Regions from separate parts of the Homo sapiens genome. Here region 1 is linked to region 2. Evidence: chromatin loops called from intact Hi-C (ENCODE). Cell type or tissue: Caco-2. All regions are shown on one strand. Each heading gives the region's core, and the rest is flanking DNA. Links, peaks and the distances in the headings are about the cores only. Region 1 holds the start of LINC01428 (long intergenic non-protein coding RNA 1428). Region 2 overlaps LINC01428 (long intergenic non-protein coding RNA 1428).

Region 1 (5,390 bases), core at 118-5,117, 110 kb after region 2:
GAAAGTCAAGCATGGGCATAAGGAAAAAAAAGCATATATTTGCTAAGAAATTATTCAATCTGCCATAATGTTGGCTTATTAATCAGTTTTTAAAATTTGAACGTATAATCAAAGTTATCTATAATAATGAATCACTTGAGTAGCTTTATAAAAAACTATAAAATTAACTATACAATTTGAAAGTAGCCTTAAAAAAGGAGGGCTCAAATAATCTATAACTGATTATGAAATCATACAAAGTTGAACAATTAATGTCAAAAGATACACAAATGATTATATAATGAATAGTATATCCAATAAATAACTCACCATCTAAACCTTTATGTGTCAGGCTACATGAGAAACTTCTTAACTGTGTGTTTTGGAAAATCAGAAAGAGCAGAAAACATGTACTCAGTTTTCTGTGTGGTTATTAGAGGCCAATTGTTTTTCCATTTTTTCATTTAATATTCACAAGTTTATTGAGCCCTTTTGTATCAATTAGCTTTACCCAGGCATTTATTCATTCTCTCAAAGAGAAATTTATAAGGTGCCTACTGTATGCCAAGCTCTGTGTTAGTTATTGGAGAAACAACCGTTGACTTTAAACATCTTTCCAAATTGGAAACTTTTATTTCAGAGTATAAAATATAATTGATTTTTTAAATTCCACAAAGCCATGAAGGGCAAAGAACTTAGTTTGGAAAAGGTTGCCTACGACCTTGAACATGCCGCATGCCTACATACTTACTAAGTTTCCAGGAGTACATCAAATGAGATCAAATGAGCAATCCTAGGTAGACATCAAAGGCTTCAATTGTGTGCTTAAAGAGCAAGCCTTTCTTACATTTTGGGTACACAGACTTTTTAATTGGGTTTTTAATGAGATATTTCACTGGTTGAGAATTATTCCAATTTTTTTGCTGCTAGTGAAAAAAGTTAATCAGCAGATATTTGTTAATTTTGAGGCCTTGTTCTCTTTTTTTGTTTGTTTTAGGTTTTGTTTTTGAGACGGAGTCCTGCTCTGTTGCCCAGGCTGGAGTGCAGTGGCACGATCTCAGCTCACTGTATGTAGCCTCTGCTTCCTGGGTTCAAGCAATTCTCCTGCCCCAGCCTCCCGAGTAGCTGGGACTACAGACATGCACCACCATGCCCAGGTAATTTTTTTTGTATTTTTAGTAGAGATGGGGTTTCACCATGTTGGCCAAGCTGGTCTTGATCTCCTGACCTCATGATCCGCCCGCCTCAGCCTCCCAAAGTGCTGGGATTACAGGCGTGAGCCACTGCGCCCAGCCGAGGCCTTGTTCTCTTCTGAAGCATTTCCACATACCTCACATTGAGTCTAGAGTCACTACACTTAGACATTCTGCAAACTGAGGGGGTTAAGAGTGGAATTCTGTTTCTGCTTTTCAGGATTATGGGCTGTGTGTAAAGACAATAAGGGTGATTCCGCTCCAAGTTATAGCACATTCTAAATTCTAAAGATGTTATGTGAGAGACTCAGTCCAACATGGCAAAGACACATAGAATTAAAGCATTGCTCCACTAAGTTCAAATTTAATGATTTCAATAACCACACTGAGATGCTTTCTACTAGTTTCTTTTTTTCCTTTTAAAGAGTTCGATACAGTTTCAGCTTTCTAGTGACAATTAGTGAAGGCACGGAAGTTGGCATCTTACCTCTAAGCCCTCTGTTGGTTTTTGTCTTAGCATCAACCTCTGAGCTACCTTTCAGAGAGAAAAGAATTGATACAGAGCATCTTTTGGAACTGTGATTAATGGTGTACCTTCATTATCCATCATTTTACCACCTTGAACCCACAACCTGGCTTTAATTGTACCCTATAAGAACACACCTCATGCTACAATTCTGCAAGTTTTACCAAAAAAGGACTATATTTCTGCTCTAATTACCATCACAACAGCTCCCATTATGGTTTGACCCTAGTAATTTAGTTATATTTATGCTGCTACAATGCACCAAATAGATAATAATGAATACTGATGCAGACTAAGGTTGAAGCAAACTATAATTATACAGACCTAATGAAGTTACCAGAAAAGGCAGTATATAAAAAAACATGCTCAGATAAAGAAAACACACACACACACACGCACAGAGAGAGAGAGATTATTTCTCATGCCCCAAGTTCTGCATTATACTTAGAAATTCCTGGATACTTGACATGTGCTGTTCATGTTCCTTTCTTGCTTTCTGGTCTGTGATTTCTGGACTTACAGGTCACATTCCAAGCTTTCATCTTTCATTTCTAAGTGTCTACCTTTATTTTTCAAATAAAGACAAACAGCTGTATTACTTATAGAGTAAATCAAATGGGACACTTATTCGGCAATCCTCTTTCATGTTAAACATGCTAAATTAAAATTTTAAAATCAAGGGGTTTGTTCAAGATGTTGGCAATTAAATCTATCAAATGAGCCCATGGCTGGAGCTCCTCAAAATAACAGCTAACAAAGTTACTGCACCTGTAAAATAAAGTCATAGCCAGTTAGCAGCTCAGGACAAAGTTGAACCAGAAATTGGTTTTGTGCAAGTTGATTAACAAGTAGTGTATAGAAGGAAAAAAACAAAGGAAGGGTTTGGCTATCAAGTGTTGACAATAGAGGTCCTCCTCTGGAAAGACTTAGATAAACTTTGGGAATCAGTGAGACAAGGCTAAAGAATCTTGCTCCTCCAAGTATTCAGAGGGACCTGAACACACTGTTTAGCTCATTGACAAACAGAGATAAGACAGAAAAAATGCATTCAACTGCCTCATTATTTCATACGAATTTGTGATAATTATCATGGCACTTTTGCTGATTTTCATTTGTTCCTAAGTAACCATCTGATAGAAATGGGAAAGCCAGAAAATGTGCAGATTCCCTGGAATGGCTATGACTCTGAGAAGGAAGGAGATCCCTTGGGATTCCTGTTTCACCTGGTTCTTATCCACTCTAATCTCTTGTAAACATGAAGAGCAGTCATTCTTATCTTACTCCACATAGGATAACTTCTATAGTTATCAATTTCTAAGAAGGATGACATTGTTAATACAGAGCCAAGTCCTTGTAGTAAAAACCCCCCTAATGGTTTAGGGGTCATGTTAAATTATCTGTGACTATTAAGGTTCAACTGGCTTAAATTCTAAAATGTCCTTCTAAATAGATTTCTCTCATTCTCCTCATTGTTGAATAGCTCTCAACTATTTCATGCCCCAGTAGGCCCACATTCCTATTTGAAGTGCATATCTGGGTAGCAGATTAAGAGAAAAAGGATAGAGGCAAAGTTTAAATTTGCCAAAAAGATTTTTTTTAATTTGACAATTTTTCCCCATGTCTCCTCATCAGTCCATAACTAGAAATAAATCCTGGCCAAACTGCATTTGTATGCTCCCTAATGTCTTTCATATCCATATCACTTGCTCTCTGTTATCTGTATACTTTTTTGATCTATCAACTGTCTTTCTCTACACCAGGTGAGTTAGTTAGCCACAAAAGGATCCAGCTATTCATCTGGCAGTCATCTAAGTATTCAGTATTAAGAGGTGGAGCTGCTGTCTTTTGCTTCACCTACTATACTCTTTTCTATCTCTGTAATTAGATTTCCTGATGAAAGTGAAGTTGCAGTGGGGACAGATGTTCTTAAAATTAAAAAGAAAAAAAAAGGTTGAGGACCAGAGAAAGCACATAAACATGGGGATGGTTTACGTTATTAAAAATGAAGATCATGTGCTTTGGATTTCATACACGTTTCTGATTAAAATAAACTAAAATAAACCTCTGACTCCAACAAAACTTCATTTTCTTGCAGGGATAAGAGAAAAGAAGTGGGCATGAGAGAGACGTGTCCCATTACACTTAGTGAATATTCTCTACAGCTACTTAAAGGAGGATCAGGGATTCTTCAGTAAAATTTTTCTGCTGAACTCTTCAAGTAGTTATAGCAAAGAGAAGTCTTCAACTAGAGAAGGTTGAGAAGTGTCAGTTCTTTCTTTCTTCTAATGCTCTGATCCAAATAGGATGAGTTTATCTTCAATCAGATTCTGATTGCTGTGCCATAAATAAAATAAAATACAATATAATGAAATAAAGTAAAAAAAAATGAAGCAGAATAAAAGTCCTCTTATGATCTTCCTATCACAACATACAGATCTTAAGTATCAATCTTCTTCACCTGTACACATTGGTCCCATCCATCAATTTTATCATGGAGTTGGCTTAAAAATGAGGATACATCTTGTCCTTCACTACACATGATGGATTCCAGATGTTCAGATTAAATAATGGTGCTCCCCTGTAGACATAATGGACCATAGCAGCAATGTAACTAAGCAAAATGAGCAAACCAGGCCCTGCAAATGATCTTAATTATTTCAACTATGAGGGACAGAAAAGCACTGGGTAATACAACAAATAGCCCTTTGAAAGAGCAAAAAAAAAAAAAGGCCTGGTAATTTACATTTAAGTCAAACCTGCTCCCTGCAAAGTATAATGTGTGTAATAATTCAGGAAGAAATCTAGCACTATACCATTTTCATAATTAGTATTCTATGTCAAGTCTCTAGCAGCAAGTAGCATATAAATCACGATGTTAATATTGGTCTGCTTTTCAATTTATTTAATGATATTCTACAGTCAAAGATTTATTGCTAAAAATACGAATGTGCTTTTACATCATTCAAGATGTATCTGTGCTTCCAGCATTTGAAAAGGCAGCTACAAATGTCAGAATTTAGGTAAGTCAGATTTATACAGCACACACACACACACACACACACACACACACGCACACACACACACAGAGAGTGACGTATGGAAACAAGTCTATATCTTTATTTGTACTTTCCATGATTAAGAGAAAGTACAGATTATATTCTACTTGGTATAATATTACTTAAATACAATCTTCCAGGCCTGGGAAAATGAAGTAAAATTGAAGTTCATGTCAAGCTGGCCAAAAGGTGAGTTCTACCCCAGAAATCTTTTGTGGTTGTCTACTAAGCCATAAATTAATCTGTCCGAATCATTGACACTCATCCACAAAGCACAGGTGGTAGTCTCCTTTCATACACACCAAAGAGAGCTAGTTAAAAATAAATTGTGCTGCCATTAAAAACATGCCAAAATAATATTTTTCCCATCTGCTAAGTCCAGCCCCAGTGGTAAGTGAACTAACAGGTTTCTACACTCACACTTGATGAACAGGCACCACAGCAATTAATTAACATTAAAACAACAAGAGTCAATTGGATTTCTCCCTTTTAGACATTTGTTAAAGCCAAAAGCAGAATACATACCCTGTGTAACATTCAGCCTTGTGGGTCTTCAGATGTGGCTGCTCTAAAGCCCATTTTTATCTAAATATTTACAACAAAGTTGGTCTGCTGAACAGCCGTATCAAGGGGGAC
Region 2 (5,390 bases), core at 127-5,126:
CGCATGCCTGTAGTCCCAGCTGCTTGGGAGGCTGAGGCAGGAGAATTGCTTGAACCTGGAAGGCAGAGGTTGCAGTGAGCTGAGATAGCGCCACTGCACTCCAGCCTGGCGACAGAGCGAGACTCTGTCTCAAAAAAAAAAAAAAAAAAAGGCAAACAGTCAAATGTATACTAAACTCATAGCACCCAGGTGAATAAGCAATGAATTCATGTTTATTCCCTCTTCTACTCTGACCATGCATGTTTTCTAGTAAGTTCTGAATGCTTTTCTTGCCCACTCAATTCTAAGGGGGAAAAAATTGGAAATTAAGCAGGCAGGTTTGTCTTTGATCAAAGAAATGCTTCATTTGACATAAACACTTTAAGTGAAAGTATATTCAAAGTATATATATATATCTAAAATAAATAAATATATATTATATATATAACCACTTCTATTAGTCTACCCAATTAACAGTAAATGCATTTCATCATTTTGAAAGAATTTCCTTAGAATTTTGTTTTGTTTTGTTTTTTGCAGAAGAGGGACTTCTGTACTTTTAATGGCTGTCTTCTTTTGTACATTCAATGAATACAAATTTAGAGATGTAATGCTTGTGTCAGTCTCTTTGGGCACGTGGAAATAGAAAACAGAAAATAAACAAGTTGACAAAACTGTGCAATTCAATCAACTCTATTTGCATAGTCTTATTTGAACTTAGTTTTATATATACATATATAAAATATATAATGTAGTATTTTAATTTTAATTTTGAATTCTTGTTCTACTATTCATGAAAGTATCTTTATTCTATTTCTACAGGATCGTTTTCTCCACAAATTAACAAATCTTCTTTCCAAACATGCCCTGCCTGTGGCATTTCAGTGAATTCACAAAGCAAACTTCTGATTTACAGAGAGTGGCTGCTCATAAAATCTTAAGTAAAAAGAAGTCTCATAAATACAAATGAGGCTGGTTTTTTTTTTCAGATTACTAAAAAGATAGCAAAGAGGAGAAGCATGTAGTTTTATCCAGATTCCTAGATGGAGACAGTGAATAAGTTTTCTAAGAAGAGGAACAAGATTTTTAGCTTCAGAATGTAACCCAAGTTTAGCAACATCACTTTTCTTAAAATGTAGGGAATGTTAAAAAAGTATCTTGTTCTAGGCAACATGTTGATTACGCATGAAGAAAACTGGCTTATTTATAGACCTTGAAATGTTTGGTACACCTGAGGAATTCAACTACCTCTCAATTAAGATAAAACAAAGTTTACAAAAATAAAGATTTGACTGAGGGAAAAAGAGACATACTCTTAAACGTACCCGTCCTTTAACTGTCTTCTAAGGAATTTTTGTTTTGTTTAGGTTTTAATGTCCACCAACAGTGGAGTTGGCTTCCCGGCTGTGAATAGATTCATGGAAGATGAACAAAAACAAATGAACAAATCAATGACAACAACAGCAACATCTGTGCATACTATAGAAGCAGATGTGTAATTATTTTGTACATTGGCTTAATACTGAGAAAGAGACTGAATAATTATTGCACTTCTGGCAAGTCTATATATACTGTCTCCTGACGAAGGACCCTCCAGCAACTTCGGGCTGAAATGAAGCAGATTCACTCAATCCGCACAAACTCTCAGAAAAGTGCATCTGGAAAAAAAAAAAAAAAGTGACAGGGACTGAGTCCCAGAGATATTCCCCAGGAACTCTCCCCAATCTGTGGTGCAATATGTGGTCTGACACAGCTGGACACCAGGCAGCACTTGGCCACCAGCCCTTCTGGCTGGACTCCTCCCCAAGGTAGGGTTTACCCTCACATAAAATTGCCAACCAGGGCCCACTTGGGTATAGAACTAATTTAGCCTCCTGTACACTTGATGAATGAAGAATTTCCTCTGGGGACTAAATTATAGGGCTTGTTGGAGTTGCTCTTTCGTGATCTGTTATTTGGAGGTAATTTTCCAAAAGGGCTGGAACACATGGCCATGAGCTAGAATAGGATTCACCATGAACAGCTGCCACGCGCTGGCCGGCACATCCCAGTGCCCTTGTCCTCTCCCCCAGCCTCCCCTGCCACTACCCCTGCTTCCCGAGAGAGGAGGTCCAGACAACAGGGCTGGACTTAACGTTAGATCTTTACTTTCCTTCTTAATTAAACCACTAGAATGGAATCTGCCCACCTTTTTCTGCACCCAGGTTTCCAGAAATGTAACATCTTGTCGTAACACGTTTCAAAACAGATGACAGGCCTTCCCCTCATCCTCCAATGTGGCTGATTACAAGCTTCTGTCAAATTCCACCAACCCCCACCAACCCACCCCAGTTGGCTGGAAGATAAGCTTCTGATCTTCCCTTGGCTTTTTGAACTGTTGGAAGCTGTGTAAACACAAGCTGCAGGTTAGTCAGATTCTATTTGACCCACGGCCTGCTGAGTGCAAAGAGATTACATTTGAACACTCCCTTGTCTAATTAAGCAATGGTGACCTATTGCGGGGTGCTTGCTGATGAGGTCAAATAGCAAGGGTTTTTAGGCTGACCTGTTGCAGCTGGTCATTTGCTGATAAATAAGAAACAGCTAGTTTTTAGTGAGCCAACTTCCCGACAGAGCCTTCCTTTCATAAAGCACTCTAATTTGGTTATTTCTCTGAATTTCTTAAGTGAGTTTCAGTACTTTAGAAAAATTTTTAGTACTGAGAGTAACAGACATTTGTCCTATGATGGAAACCCTTCTTCGCACAGCAGTGCCCCTTCAAAGGATCTACAAACTGTTATGCTGTGCCTCTAGATCTTTTTAGACCACCAACTTCTTCAAAATTGTGAAAGATGAAGGTCATTTTGAATGTTGACATTTGGATGGGATATGATGGTGATAGTGGGACAGGAAGCCCCAAGAAATAGATCTCAAGACCTTGACCTAGCTACATAATCAGAATCATTTATTGAGCATCTGCTCTGTAGTAGACGCTGTTGTAGGATCTTTTAATCTTTATCTCCACTCCTTACCATGATCGTCACAGCAAGTGCCATTATCCTTGTTTCATTGCTAAGATTCCTGAAGCATAAAGAGGTCAGAAACTTTCACAAAGGCTTGCAGTCATGAAGCGGAAGGTCTGGGAGCTGATCCATAATTCCCATGGCTTTACGGGTTGTTCATTTCAGGAAGCTGCCCAATTTCCTTGTGGAAGAAGTGTCTGAAGGCCACCTATGGGGAGCAAAATTTGACGGATGAAGATTTTATCTGTGAATAAGAAATAAAATAAGAAAGTGATATCTTCACTTTGTATCTAAAATGTTGGAACTGTAGACATTGAAAAAGTTATCAATGAAGCCCTCGTATTCACCACCATGTCCCTACATAGGTTATCCCTAAACCTCTGTAGAGGGTATCTGTTTTTTCTGCCATCAGTCTATTTCCTGAAATTCTGGAAAAAAAGTGTACACAGAATTCCTGCCTCGTCCAAAATTCAGCACGTGTGTTCTGACAGACGCAGAGTCCCCAGATGCCTGGCCACTGTGAATACCTTTGAGCCAATCAGAATCAAATACGTGTGTATGGAAAGTTCTGCCACAGACACGATTGCCCTTTCTCTTGGCCTTTAGTTGGGAATCACAGGCTGGAACTACTCCTGTCATCTTGCCACCTACCATATGTAGCCATACGGATGTATCTGAGAGCTAGAAACTGGGTCCTGGTGATGTTGGAATCCTGATGAAGCTGTGCCTAATCTCCCTTGCAGTTTACTTAGAATTTGAGAATGTTTTAGATATTTTCAAATGAAAATGCCTGAGTTTAAGTATTATTATCTTGCCAGATCCATGCACCCAGCCAATGATGAGATTAGAGTATAACAACATCTCCGTGTCTCCAAAGCCATTGCTTTTCCGTGGAACCATACTGTTATCTGAGTTAGAAAGAGGGCTTTGGGAAGGAGAGGACACACATTTTTATCAATGTGTTTTTTTTTTTTTTCCTGTGTGAGAAAGAATGGAGTAGGACAACTCTAGAATTACATCTCTTGGGAAATCTTTTAACATGACCCACAATTCCTTTTTTAACCTTCTTACAGGTTCATCATATCAAAATTTACAAATATGTCTGTCAATCTCCCACAAGGAAATGACACAAGCTCTCTAATGAAAACATTTTCTGATGCCTTGGAATTTTAGTTTTAGACCATTCTGCACAATGTCTCACATACATTTATCTGGCTACATTTTCAGTCAGGGCTGTATTTTCAGCCTCAGATGTGAAACATTTTTCGTACCCCTTAAAAACTGTAGCAAGGTCACAAAACTCATGAATTTATTGTAATAATAAAAAATGTTTTGCCCCCTGTTTTTATCAGCGGGCCTAGTTTCTAACATTACAGACGTGAATTTTTGCCCTCCTTGGAAATTCTTGCCAATTTCTTTGTCATCCACCTTCAATTATTGGTTCACAAACTAGATACAGGACTAACAGAGGCCACATCACCTCTGGATATAAAAGAAAGTTCATTTCCCTTTCATGTTATACTTCTTTTCAGGGTGAGAGAGGAAATGTACTAAAAGTACTTAGCTCTCTTAGAGATAGCTAGTTTTTCAACCAAATAATAATAATAATAATAATCAAACAAAACCATTTTGTGTCTATTGGGATCTTTGGATGTTTGATAGCCTCATATACATATCCAACCTAATAAAAATTTATCTTATTTGTACAGGATTTCAGCATTTACAGAAAACTTTCACGAAATTTATCTCATTTATTTCTCTTTTCAATCCTATAGTGTTGATATTGTTATTATTCCTATTTTAGAGATTAATATTAGGAGACTCAGGGATTAAGTGATTTGTTCAAAACTTTTCAACCTCTTCAGTGGTAGGACTGTATTTTACACTCAAATGTTCTGATTAGTGTTCAGACATTTCATGGTTACAAATAGCTTATTCGGTACCTGGATAGTTTTGGAGAGGAGAAGTCGAAGTTAGAATGCCTCCATGTTGCTTCTTTTCTCTAGGTTAAAGTGAGTGGATTTTCTAAATGTCTGAGAACAGATTGTAGTGTTTCCTGTTTATAGTGATCCCTTTGGGGAACCACAGAAATTCTGATTTTCCTGACCATTTGTCCTCCATCAGGCCCAGATGTTTAAAGGACGTTATTTTTATGTGCCAATGATTGCAGTATTTGCATGTGCAAATCATGTAATTACTTAACTACCCAAATTGTGCATGCAACTAAACTTAATTATGAACTTAGAACATTGCCTTAAGCATCTGACCCTGGAAAAATTATGGTGGCAGAAAATGAGTGTTAGAGTGGAAATTTCTTGCAAGGCTGATTTCGTTGTTGTCATTGTTTCATGGAAATCTATGTTAAGTTGATTAAGTTGCTTTCTTTACCTCAGTTGGAACATCTGAGAA

The links. A loop is a pair of places that touch in the nucleus more often than their neighbours do. Peaks named below come from ENCODE experiments on the same cell type or tissue, not always from the same donor. Only the 100,000 strongest peaks of a DNase experiment are listed, where the experiment ranks them.
Region 1: it touches region 2 in a loop (6-fold over the local background); 2 of 110 quality-filtered maps call a loop at or near these places.

The regions. Positions count from the first base shown.
Region 1 is chr20:7,252,819-7,258,208 of GRCh38, forward strand. LINC01428 (long intergenic non-protein coding RNA 1428) reads right to left here and starts at 1,384. Exons shown (of 8, transcript NR_110609.1): 1 at 1,310-1,384. In Caco-2, for the core only: no CTCF peak of the experiment used is centred there; no DNase peak of the experiment used is centred there.
Region 2 is chr20:7,145,011-7,150,400 of GRCh38, forward strand. LINC01428 (long intergenic non-protein coding RNA 1428) reads right to left here. Exons shown (of 8, transcript NR_110609.1): 6 at 2,991-3,189; 7 at 2,168-2,363; 8 at 1,457-1,637. Among named protein-coding and RNA genes, the nearest start is that of LINC01428, 110 kb to the right of the region's middle. In Caco-2, for the core only: no CTCF peak of the experiment used is centred there; a DNase peak (open chromatin) is centred at 2,361.